Linked DNA regions of Homo sapiens: region 1 is linked to region 2. The links are chromatin contacts, found by Hi-C or POLR2A ChIA-PET in ENCODE. All regions are on one chromosome and are shown on one strand. Each heading gives the region's core, a stretch centred on a gene start or an enhancer-like site at or near the end of the contact. The rest is flanking DNA. Distances are from core to core; before and after follow the strand shown. Region 1 overlaps CARMIL1 (capping protein regulator and myosin 1 linker 1). Region 2 has its middle 57 kb from the start of CARMIL1.

The links. Hi-C counts contacts between places; a loop is a spot of excess contacts on that map. ChIA-PET counts read pairs that join two places held with the same protein, here RNA polymerase II (POLR2A). Pooled maps may share reads with other maps.
Region 1: a pooled map shows a loop between it and region 2 (2.4-fold over the local background). The contact joins two enhancer-like sites. A Hi-C loop is called at or near these places in 4 of 50 pooled maps. POLR2A ChIA-PET finds 5 or more read pairs at or near these places in 2 of 52 experiments (activated CD8-positive, alpha-beta memory T cell and activated T-cell).

Annotation. Positions count from the first base shown.
Region 1 is chr6:25,367,242-25,373,133 of GRCh38, forward strand. All of the region lies in intron 2 of CARMIL1 (capping protein regulator and myosin 1 linker 1), which reads left to right. LOC124901281 (a long non-coding RNA gene) reads right to left here. Exons shown (of 3, transcript XR_007059512.1): 2 at 2,705-2,838. Among named protein-coding and RNA genes, the nearest start is that of CARMIL1, 91 kb to the left of the region's middle. Within about 2 kb of position 2,555, at least 14 of the 41 ENCODE cell types and tissues checked have a DNase peak (open chromatin) inside an H3K27ac peak, as active enhancers do.
Region 2 is chr6:25,219,750-25,225,818 of GRCh38, forward strand. It overlaps the pseudogene LOC100533655. Among named protein-coding and RNA genes, the nearest start is that of CARMIL1, 57 kb to the right of the region's middle. Within about 2 kb of position 3,887, at least 3 of the 41 ENCODE cell types and tissues checked have a DNase peak (open chromatin) inside an H3K27ac peak, as active enhancers do.

The sequences.
Region 1 (5,892 bases), core at 1,305-3,804, 150 kb after region 2:
TATTTGGAGCTCTTTTTGTTAGTGCTAAGAATTCTGAGGGTATCCCTATAGATGCTGGTTAAAAAACAAACAAAGCAATGTTGTCATTGACAGTTTGGTCAAGTGGGATGTAAGCTGCTGAGTGGGGTGAAGACCTGGTCTCCTTGGGGCTGATTTGGGGTTTGGGAGTGGTTTGGAGGGTGGCTGCCATTGAGGAGCAGGAAGTGTGGGGGTTGCTGCTGTGTCTGGAAGGACCTCCTAGGGGAGAGCTAGCAAACCAACATCACCAGTGCCCCCAGAACACTCAGCTGTGTGTGATGTGGCTGTGTGTGCCCTTGCTGGTACTCAGTCCTGTTAAGGCTTGAAGAGGAAGGTAAGGAGGGTAAGACTTGGAGAGGGAAGAGTTAAGGAGGGAGAATATTAATGCAGTAAGGAAGTAATTCATATTTTGAGACAGGTTCCCATGTGTGAACACTTGACTTCCAAACAGCCCACACTTGGCTTCATTATCTACAGACCACCTCTCCTGTGCTGCATTCAGACTCTCCCCCAAACCCCGACGGAGCCTCGGTCTGTCGCCTAGGCTGGAGTGCAGTGGCATGATCTCGGCTCACTGCAGCTTCTGCCTCCCAGGTTCAAATGATTTTCCTGCCTCAGTCTCCCGAATAGCTGGGATTTACAGGCACATGCCACCATACCCGGCTGATTTTTGCATTTTTAGTAGAAATGAGGTTTCCCCATGTTGGCCAGGCTGGTCACAAACTCCTGACCTCAAGTGATCTGCCTGCCTTGACCTCCCAAAGTGTTGGGATTACAGGCGTGAGCCACCGCACCCGGCTGCATTCAGACCTTTCCACGTCAGCTGAACTATCAGTAAAATTCTGAGCACAACTCTGAGAGAAATTCAGAGTTCAAATCAGTTGGTATGCCAGAAGCAGAGAACCCTGATCCTTACTGGAGTTGACTAGGACACCTTCTCTTTATTAGTTAAAGGTATGGCTAAATTTAAATAACTAATAGAGGTCAGACACGACTTACTTAGTTTCTGAGAGTAGTTGTTAACTGTCCTTTTCCCAAGGGAAATAAGCTAAGCTGAATTACTTAAACCACACTTTTTCCGTTTCTTAAAATGATTTCCATTTCCCTGCCCTAGGAAAAGTAGGCGGCTGCAGAGAGGTTGTGACAGAATTATAAAGCTATTTGAGTTAAATTAGCCCAGTACATCACTCTTAGAGCACATTGAACAGACAGCTAACACCTCCTGATAAGCACCAGCTACATACAGATCAATGTTTTCAAATGAAACCAAAGACATACATTCAATTTAGGGAGACAAAACAGACATTACTCAGGAATCTCATAGAACCCCAGATGATTATGATATAACCAATAACATAAGACCCACCTGATTGGCAGTTCTGTGAATCACCCTAAAATCTCTACTAAAATGGTTAAGTCCTGTACTCTTTACTCTGGAGTCCTCTTGTCTACCTTTCAGAAATGGTTGAAATATTTAGATGTGGAATTAATGAGATTTTACATGTCTACACTCTTGCTTTATATATTTTAATGTGATAAATGGCCTCATGTATGTATATTCTTCCTTGTCCCAGACTCATGTTTTTTGAGTAAAATCTTTAATTGGTCAAAATGTGTTGTATTGATCAGTATGTTATATAGAATGATGTACTTATTGATTTACTGTAAATAATTACAGTGGAGCAATTCTGTTAGGAGGGTTCGTTTTTGCCATTTTAGCAAGGAAAATTTGCCAGTTATTTTGGCTGAATTTAAAACCCCTTACATGATTAGATCACATGTCTATTTCTGCTGTAATAGAGGAGTGTAAGTAACTAAGTTTATCTGAACTTTTAGGAGTCTCCTTTTAGGCTCAAATTAGTTAGTCTGGTGTCTATACAGGGCCTTTGTTAAAGACTGGATTTAAATATTGGGTGGATCTGTCTTGGATCCTGTTCTAGGGAACGCTTCTTGGAAGTCCCAGACGGGGAACTCATCATAACCTGGTTTTACCCCGTAGCATGGCCCTGTGCCATCGACACCATTAGAGCAAGGCTCAGTGTCTCGAGCTTTAGTTTAATTCTCAACCCATTGATCGCTCTTGCAGTCAGCTTAACAGTTGAATGCAATGCTGTATTTTGTTTTTTTTTTTTTTTTTTAAAGCTAGTCCAGAAATTACCACAGCTGCTTCTCAGTTAATCAGATGCTTAAGACTCCCGTTTCCACATTGCTTGGCTGCTACATTTTTATAACACCACAGCTGTCTGGATCTAGCTTGTGCCCCTCGCCCCCCTTACCCCTTTCCATCTGCCACCTCTCACCACTTCCTCACTTGCTATGTATCGAGGTGGCAAATTCCCAAGTAAACTGCTGACTTTCCTCCCCTGCAGGAAGGCTGGGCCTTTGGTTCACAGTAGCCTCTTTCACCAGAACTCTCGTAGGCTAGGAACCAACCCTGGAGTACTGCTGCTCTCAGAAGTGCCCACATTTGCCTCTGGAGCTTGCTTTGTGTGTTTGGGTGTTGAATTTTCCCCTTGACTTGGAAACTTTTGTGAAGAAACTGAAAGGTGCTTTCAGATTAAGCAGCTGTGGCTCCCCCTTCCAGCCACGCTCTTTGTTTTTAAAGCTCAAAGTCTTATTTGAAGTGAGGAGAGAAGGTAGGTAGGTTGCAGTCCAGGTTTTTCTGTTTGTGAATGACGTTGCTTACCTTGGCTGATTCCTTTTCCTAATGACGGTGCTTCTACTCTTGGCCTTTTGCCATGTGTGTACCATCCACTGGGAGCTGTTTTCCCTTGTCCTTTAAAGCGTATCCGACTCTATCTCCAGTGCTCTTCTAGCAAGCTGTTACAGTAAGCATAAAAACAAGCGCATTAAACTAGGAATAAAATGCCAAGTTTCTGTCTCCTTGCCAACCTCATTAGAAAACAGTGATAAAGTATGTATGCATATAATTACAGTAATTAAACATTTGAAACCAGCTCAATAGGGAACCTTCTTAATGCTTTTATGAGTGTGATATTTTCATTTCAGAACTGGACTCTGTGTGGCTTCTATTTTATTCAAGACCTTCATCTTTATGGGGGTAGGCGGGGGAAGGTGCTCCTTTTGACCACAGCGCCAAGCATCTGCAAGAGTAGCTTTATTACACATGTATTAGCAGGGAACAGAGCAACCTTTCCATCACTGTGTTTATTTTTGAGGGTGTGTAGCCAGTTGTCAAATATAAAGACATGAATGGCCTGGCTAGTAAAGAAGACGTGGAAAATAATTGTAAACTGTCTGCCATGATGTGCTTGCTCTTAAGAGCAAAGGACAGGAATATTTTGTCTTTTGTACTGCCCCGACGGAGTCATACAGCCCCTGCATTTGTGTGGGATGATAGAGTAGCACTATGGGGTTTGTCTGCCTCGTAGCTCTTCCACCCTGAGAGCTATTCTCACTTAGGAAGTGGAAAGTCTAAAGGACCAACTGTAGGTTGAACCAGGAGTTTCATTCACTAAACATATTTTTTTTTTAGTTGATATATATATATGTAAAATTTCAATAGCTTTTGAGGTACAAATGGTTTTTGGTTACACGGACAAATTGTATAGTGGTGAAGTCTGCGATTTTAGTGCACCCATCATCTGTGTATATTGTACCCAATATGTAGCTTTTTTTTATCCCTCATCTCTCTCCTCCCCTCCCCTCTTCTGAGTCACCAAAGTTCGCTAAATGACTCTGTATGCTTTTGTGTACCCATAGTTTAGCTCCCACTTATAAGTGAGAACATACGGTATTTGGTTTTCCATTCCTGAGTTACTTCACGTAGAATAATGGCCTCCAGCTCCATCCAAATTGCTGTGAAAGATATTTCATTCTGTTTTATGTCTGAGTAGTATTCCATAGTGTATATAGACCACATTTTCTTTATCCATTCATCAGTTGATGGGCACTTAGGTTGGTTCTGTATCTTTGCAATTGTGAATGGTGCTGTGATGTGTGCACGTGTCTTTTTGATAGAATTACCTCTTTTCCTTTTAGTAGTTGCCCAGTAGTGAGATTGCTGGATGGAATGGTATCTTTACTTTCAGTTCTTTAAGGAATCTTCATGCTGTTTTCCATAGAGGTTGTACTAATTTACATTCCCACCAGCAGTGTATAAGTAAGTGTTCTCTTTTTACCACATCCATGCCAACATCTATTGTATTTTACCTTTTTAGTAATGGCCATTCTGGCTGGGGTAAGGTGGTATCTTGTTGTGGTTTTAATTTGCATTTCCCTGATGATCAGTGATGTTGAACATTGTTTTGTATATTTGTTGGCCATTTGTATATCTTCTTTTGAGAAATGTCTATTCATGTCATTTGCCCACTTTTTGATGGGATTATTTGGTTTGTTTTCTTGCTAATTTATTTGAGTTACTTGTAGATTGTGGGTATTAGTTCTTTGTAGGATGCATAGTTTGCAAATATTTTCTCCTACTCTGTGGGTCATCTGTTTACTCTGATGGTGATTTGCTGTGCAGAAGCTTTTTAGTTTAATTAGGTTCTATTTATTTATTTTTGTTTTTCTTGCATTTGCTTTTGGGGTCTTAGTCATAAATTCTTTACCTAGACCAATGTCCAGAAGTTTTTCCTAGGTTGTCTACTGTAATTGGTTTCAGCTCTTAGATGTAAGTCTTTGATCCATCTTGAGTTGATTTTTGTATATGGTGAGAGATAGGGATCCAGTTTCATTCTTATACATGTGGCTATCCAGTTTTTTCAGCACCATTTGTTGAATATGGTGTCCTTTCTCCAATTTATGTTTTTGTATACTTTGTCAAAGATCAATTGTGGTTGTAAGTATTTGGTTTTATTACTGTGTTCTCTGTTCTGTTACATTGGTCTATGTATCTACTTTTATACCTATACCGTGCTGTTTTGGTAACTATAACCTTGTAGTATAATTTGAAGTTAGGTAATGTGATGCCTTCATGTTTGTTCTTTTTGCTTAGGATTGTTTTGGCTATTCAGGTTCTTTTTGGTTCCATATGAATTTTTTTTTCTAATTCTGTGAAAAATGATGTTAGTATTTTGATAGAAGTTGCATTGAATCTCTAGATTGCTTTGGGTAGTATGGCCATTTTCATGAAATTGATTCTTCCAATTCATGAGGATGGGATATTTTTTCCATTTGTTTGTATTATCTTTGATTTCCTTCAGCAGTGTTTTGTCGTTCTTGAAGAGATTTTTCACCTCCTTGTTAAGTATATTTCTAGGTAATTTATTTTATTTTTGCTGTTATTATAAAAGGGATTGAGTTCTTGATTTGATTCTGAATTTGATTGTTGTTGGTGTATGGCAGTACTACTGATTTGTGTACATTGATTTTGTAACCTGAGACTTCACTGAGTTCATTTATCAAATCTAGGAGTCTTTTGGAGGAGTCTTTAGGGTTTTCTAGGTATATAATCATACCACTGGCAAACAGAGATAGTGTAATTTACTCTTTTCCAATTTGGATACCCTTTATTTTTCTCTCTTGCCTGATTGCTCTGACTAGGGCTCCTGGTGCTATGTTGAATAGAAGTAGTGAAAGTGGGCATCCTTGTCTTGTTCCAGTTCTGAAGGGCAATGGTTTCAACTTTTCCCCTTCAGTATGATGTTGGCTGTGAGTCTGTCATACATGGCTTTTATTATTTTGAACTATATTCCTTCTATCCCTAGTTTGTTGAGAATTTTTATCATAAAGGGATGCTGGATTTTATCGAATGCTTTTTCTGCATCTATTAAGATGATCAATAGATTTTTGTGTTTTTAAAAAATTCTGTTTATATGATGTTTCACATTTATTGACTTGCATTTGTTAAATCATCCCTACATCCTGGATGAAACCCACTTGATCATGGTGAATTATCTTTTTGATGTGCTG
Region 2 (6,069 bases), core at 2,637-5,136:
TGAGTCAAAAACTGTGTTCAGATGAGTAAGCCTGAAGAAACAGGCCTGAACATATACAGGCTTTCTACCAAAAAAAGAAAAAAAAAGCAATGGACCTGGGTTCAGTTAAACACAACCTTTGTTTTTAAAATGGCAGGCTAGATTGTATCAGTGCAACTCAAGACATCTCTGAAATGAAGAAGGAACAGAGCATTTATAAAAATAAAATAGAAATTATCTTTTATTATGTTTACTGCTGGAGAAGCCGTGATGGATGAGATAATCAGCCCTTTCCCTGTCATGATGGAACTCTTACTAATGAGGACTAATAGTAGCACTACTGGAAAATACTCTGCTACCAAATTAGCTCAAAATAAGGATTCCATTAATCCTACTTCCCTTCTGAGGGCTATGATGCAACAAAATGAGTCTGGGCGTTTTATCCTGTTTCAAATACTGCACCCTTTGAAAGAGCTTTTTAAATGCATCTATGAGTGAAGCCAGTAATCAGCAAGATAATATTGTGCCAAATGCAAAAAGGCAATGTCTTCAAACATGAATCTATTGATCCATCTCAGCAAATGAACCTGACACTTTGTGGAGATCCTGCAAGTTTCCTTCCACATAATAATAATAATGACCTAATACAAGACTAGGAAAAACTTAAACATTGATTTTGAAGATATCAAATACAATCAGCAGAATGAGGAACTTCAGATCTGACTTTCTGGTAAGGATTTTATCTACTAGGCATAACAGATAAAATCCTAACTTATATCCAAGATTATTTTACAAGTCTACCGTCGTGTATTCAGGTCATAAGCAGTAACATTCCTTGGTTCTCAACTCAAGCTACAGGGTAGTTATAACCACCCCAATAGCTTTAGCACCAACAAATTCATGAGATGAAGTAGCAGCAACTGGGTCATAAAATGAGGCATAGCAAGTAAATGGCAGCTTACAGATTGGAGTTCTAATCAGGCCATGCCTTGCAGATATTCCCAGCAAGACCTACAACAGTATAAGGTGTTTTCCAATTTCCATGCCATGAATCAGACTTTCCCTACAAATCTGAGTTTAATGCTAGGCCTCATATACAGAAACTTAGTGCCTGTATTCAGGCTGTGTCACAACAACATTCCAAGTATACTCAGTTGGACTTCCCTGTAGGAAGTTTTGAACCATTGCTAGTATCCAACTACTTCTAATTTAGAAGATTTGGTCAGTTATTTATAAGTTTCTGAAAACCAACAACATGGAGAAAAAAGCAGTCTGTTGTAACTTTTCAAGTGTGTTATGCCAAGGACATGTCAACAGATCAGTGCCAGCCAGAAACTGCACACCTTTGTGGATCTGATGCAATATAAATACAACTCCAAGCTCATAGACATTTTAAAACAAGTTGCTTTCAATGAAACATATCTAGCTGAATAGCATAAATAACACTCGGACTATTTTATGTCCTCAGCCTCTGTTATCCATCAGAAACCAGATTGACATCCAGTGAGTTCTAACTCCAGGCCTGATTTTCGCCTTAGCTTTGGATGCTGTATAAATTAGCTTGCAGAAGGTTGCAGAATAAAACTGAACGTTCAGTGTCAGCAGGTTGACATGGAGGCACTGATGCACATTCCTTGTACTGTCATTTCAAACCAAATTGTTTTTGATCTTAGAAGATGATTTTAAAATAAAATATAAAATAATCTTATATTTTAATATAGATATATGCATATATAAATTTTAAAATAAAATTTTAAATCATCAGCCATTAAAATAGAAACCGTGCTGCTACAAACAGCAACATATTGCATTTCACCTTATTCTGAGCACCATGTTATATGAGATATTTGAGGGAAAAATGAGCATTTAAGATACTTTAAGAATTTTCTCTATTCAAATTATTATATCAGAATAAAAATGAAACACATGGGGTTTGAACTTATGGGCTGCTATTTTAGTATATCAAATACAAAGTTAAAAATCAAAAACTCTTTCCCTATTTATTAGCTTCTGTTTCTATCTCAGATGCTAAAAGAAGTAGTGTGGTGTTTTTATGAAAAGAAAATATCAATGTTTCCCTTCTTCACTGTTAATGTAAATGACTCACAATTTTTTTTAACCTATAACAGTATAGGTAAGTTAAGTCTCTTATTTCTTATATGATTATTACAATATAGCCAGATAATATGGTTCATATAACTTAGATTCTTAAACATTTTGACTTTAAAGACTTTCTTTGTGACCTAGTACCTGGAGCAGGAGTGAGGTAAGGTAATATTTGAAACTTGAATAGGATATGATTGGAGTTTTAAACAAAATGATGTTTAATAACCAAACTGATCCTGACATTATTAAATCTCCCCAAGATTTCATTAAGTGTCAGGAAAAGGATATTTTGCAGAGCCCAGGTAAAAGCAATGACAGGAAAAAATAATGTCTTCCTACTTTCATTGTCCAGTGAAGCAAGATTGCTCAATAAACCAATTATAGTAGGTCCTCAATTCATGCTTGTTGAAAATAATCTCTAGTTTTAATCTTTTATCTTCCATTGGATGCAAGCAGGGCTGGACTTAGACAAAATGAGAAAGTGGAAAAGTTTGTTTTTAGAATCTTCTTATCTTAGACAAAATTAGGAAGTGGAAAAGTTTGTGTTTAGTATCTTATCTCTGTCTCCAATTTCTGGCATTCCCTTCTGCCCACTTTTCTGCCCAGTCTTTGTTCAGGAGCCATCACTCCATATGCTTGTGGCTGACCCACTGGGAATCCTTAACAGAGCCTGGCACTCCACCCACACTGCCCTAGGTATGCCTCCAGAGCCATGCACAGATATTCACCTACTTTCCCTCCCTTGGTATCAGCAAGACCTTGCTAATATTACAGAGCACATCTCTAGTAGTGTTCAGGGAAATATTCTGGCTTAATGAAGTCCCAGGCTGTAAATAACATTTGTAGGAACAGTTGCAACTTTGAAGAACCGCTATAAGGGCTAAGGAAGGACACTCTACATTGCATTCAAGGGTCTCTGTGTCTCCCCTTAGTGGGCAAGGAAGCTGCCATTTTTCCTCCTCTAGAGCAAGTCTTATCTTCTCATCCTTCTAGTGAGGCCACTGGGCCTCTTATTCGAGATTCTTTCTTTTCTCTTTTTCTTCTCTGTCATCCCAATTAGCTTTCAGAGTGTCTATGATAAAAAAGAAAAAGACAATCTACAATTCAAAAAATTAAAAATTATACTAGAGTTTATGCCTGTAAGTGATCTTTTGATAATAAAACATGTAGGATTTTAAAATTTTGATACTCAATTTTTACAAAAACAAAACTGAAATGTACACCACTGTTTCACAGAGGATATCTTATAAGAGAATTAGAATGGCTGAATCTGAACTTGGCTTCCATAGCTTCTCACATCCAGAAATTCCAAATAAATAAAGTAACTCAAACAACGGCAGTCTGACAACTCCTATCAGACCTGGAGGACACAGGGACCCATCTTCCATGTGTTAAAGGGTGAGGAAGAAAGTAAAATAGGAAAACAAAAAAAGTATGCTTTATCCAAGGGCCTATGTCTTCCCCAAATGACTTTACATTCAGAATCTCTTTGCCTAACTCTCCCCAATTTGAGAGGTATTTTTCTTCAAAATCCTGATCCTGCTTTCATTCCATTCCCTGTTTAGTATAAATTCCTGGCTAAACACACTTGGTCTCAGAGAACCATGTCAAAGGTTACTAAGGTCAAAAAAGCTTTTCTTATTTTCTGACAGTCCCTGAGGTCCTGAGAGAATGCATTCTTCTTTTGTTTGGCTGGTAAATAGGAAGTTCTGCATTTTACTTTCCCCAACAAGGAAGCAAATATTTTCTTATTGTCTTATTCTGTGGCTGTATTAAAGAAAAAAATCAGCATTTCCAGAGCTCTATGCTAACAGGCCACTGGGTGGCAGTCCTGAGCTGTAATGCAGAAGAGAAGAGTCAGGAAAAACCTGTAAACCAGAGCGGGAGATATAATAATGTTCAGGAGATAACAACGTCATCAAAGATCAACTACTTTCCACCAATAGAGCCTAATTAAATGAAAGGAATCATACCAGGAAAAAATGGAGGTAGTATCATACGTTTAAATTAAAACTGCCCAAGACGCTTAGATAAAATTGGCAGAAAAGCATCCCTCCTTCCACTTTCATTATCACCAAGGTAACATGGTCCAGAGTGGAGCTGAATGTCAACCCAGTGCTAATGGGCAGGCTTCTTCCTACTCAATTTTCCCTTTTTCACCAGGACTTCAGAATAAAGCACTAGAACTCACACTGTCCTGCTCTGCAAGCTCCAACCCCAGATTAATCCTGAAATCCCCCTTCTCTGCTTCTATATCTTAGTGATTTGGGGCTTCTAGAGAGAAGTACAACCGTGGGAACTGGTATCTTCACAAAGGTATACTTTCCGATTTCAGAAGAATACTCCATTCATCTTGTCAATACTTCTCCTTATCTAAAAACAGCATCTCTCCCCTCATCCCTTCTCCTTCCCTCACTCCTCTCTATAGCGAGAATCTCATACCTTCAGTTCTGTCCATCCCCTGTCAGCAAGTGATCTTGCCCCCACAGAGACTACTGAGCCCACAAACCCTCAAATCTTCACTCTTCCATCCCACCCCCATACACATCCTGCCCCCATACAGGTTTATCTTCATTTTCACTCATTCTTGCTTCCTGTCCCACCAATCACAAGAAATAGAACAGCTGCCCTCCTCTCCCCTCCAGGTGTCTCCCAGCATTTCACCACATGCATCAATTTCTGTGTCTACATAAACTGTTTGCCCCGCCCCCACCCCCGAATGCTAATATGACAAGAGGACATATTAGAGGAGAATCGAATTCTCTTAGCAAATGGCATGAAAATTCCTTTTGGAGATTTCTTAGAAAAATTCATGGATAAGCCCATTGAGGTTGAAGGCGAGACCTTGACTCTGGGTTGATCACTCAGTTCTAGACAAGAAAAGTAATTCCTTGCTCTAAAGGAGGAGGAAGTTGGGAAAAACGGAGGAGGAGCCAGCAGGATGGCAGAGGGCAGTGTGGTTGGGCGTATAACCCCTCTCCAGGAGCACCTCCAAACTACCTTAAAGTTCCTTGTTAAATTGTTAACTCAATAGATTACCATTAACATGAGTGTTTGTGTAGAAACTGGCGAGAAGGCTGAGATTCGCACTGTGGTGCCACAAGATGGATCTGAAACCACAGGTACAGATGTGGCAGGGGACACAAAGAGAAGCATGAGGGAGCAAGCCTCAGAAATTTAGGGAAATCATAAAAGGAATCTTGGACTGTGGCTTTGGACCAGGTTTACAAAGATGGACCAACATCTCACAGAGCCAGGGAGGCCCCAGCTGACATTGGCTTGCTCTAGCTTCTCCCATCCTAAACAAAAGCCTCTCTACCCTGAGCCCTTTTTCACTTTCTCCTTCTGTCATCATCCAACTCTCTCAGAAGCTTGGTCTGTACTTGTGGCAGCTTCAGCACCTCCCAATAATTTCTCAAACTTCTGCTGACTGTTCTCACCAAGGTCATCAATGATGTCCTCATGAGGAACATTCTCAGTCCTTGTCTCACAGAACAGTTCTTCTTCATTAGGCACCACTGATAACTTTCATCTTATCTCTCCTTGGGTCTCTGACCTTTCCAGTTGCCTTCACCATGGGCTGCTCCTCTTCTTTCTGCTGCTTAAATGTCAGTGTTAGGGATTGAGGAGGTGCATTTCCAACCAGCATCTGAAAGACTTATGATGTTCACCAAACTAGGGTTAACAAGCCTGTGAGTTGAATTTGACTACAATTGAGTCAAACTGAATGGTGCAATCAGAGTGTGAATGAAGGAAAATAAAGAAACCAAGGGAGGAAACATTATAAATGGCAGGGAAGGGAGGCCAAGAATGTTCTTGAGAATATTAAGAATATTCTGAGAATAAAAGAAACAAGCTGGGTATGGTGGCTCACACCAGCAATCCTAGCACTTTAGGGAGCTGAGGCAGAAGAATTGCTTGAGCCCAGGAGTTCAAGACCAGCCTGGGCAAAATAGCGAAATCTTGTCTCCACTAAAAATACAA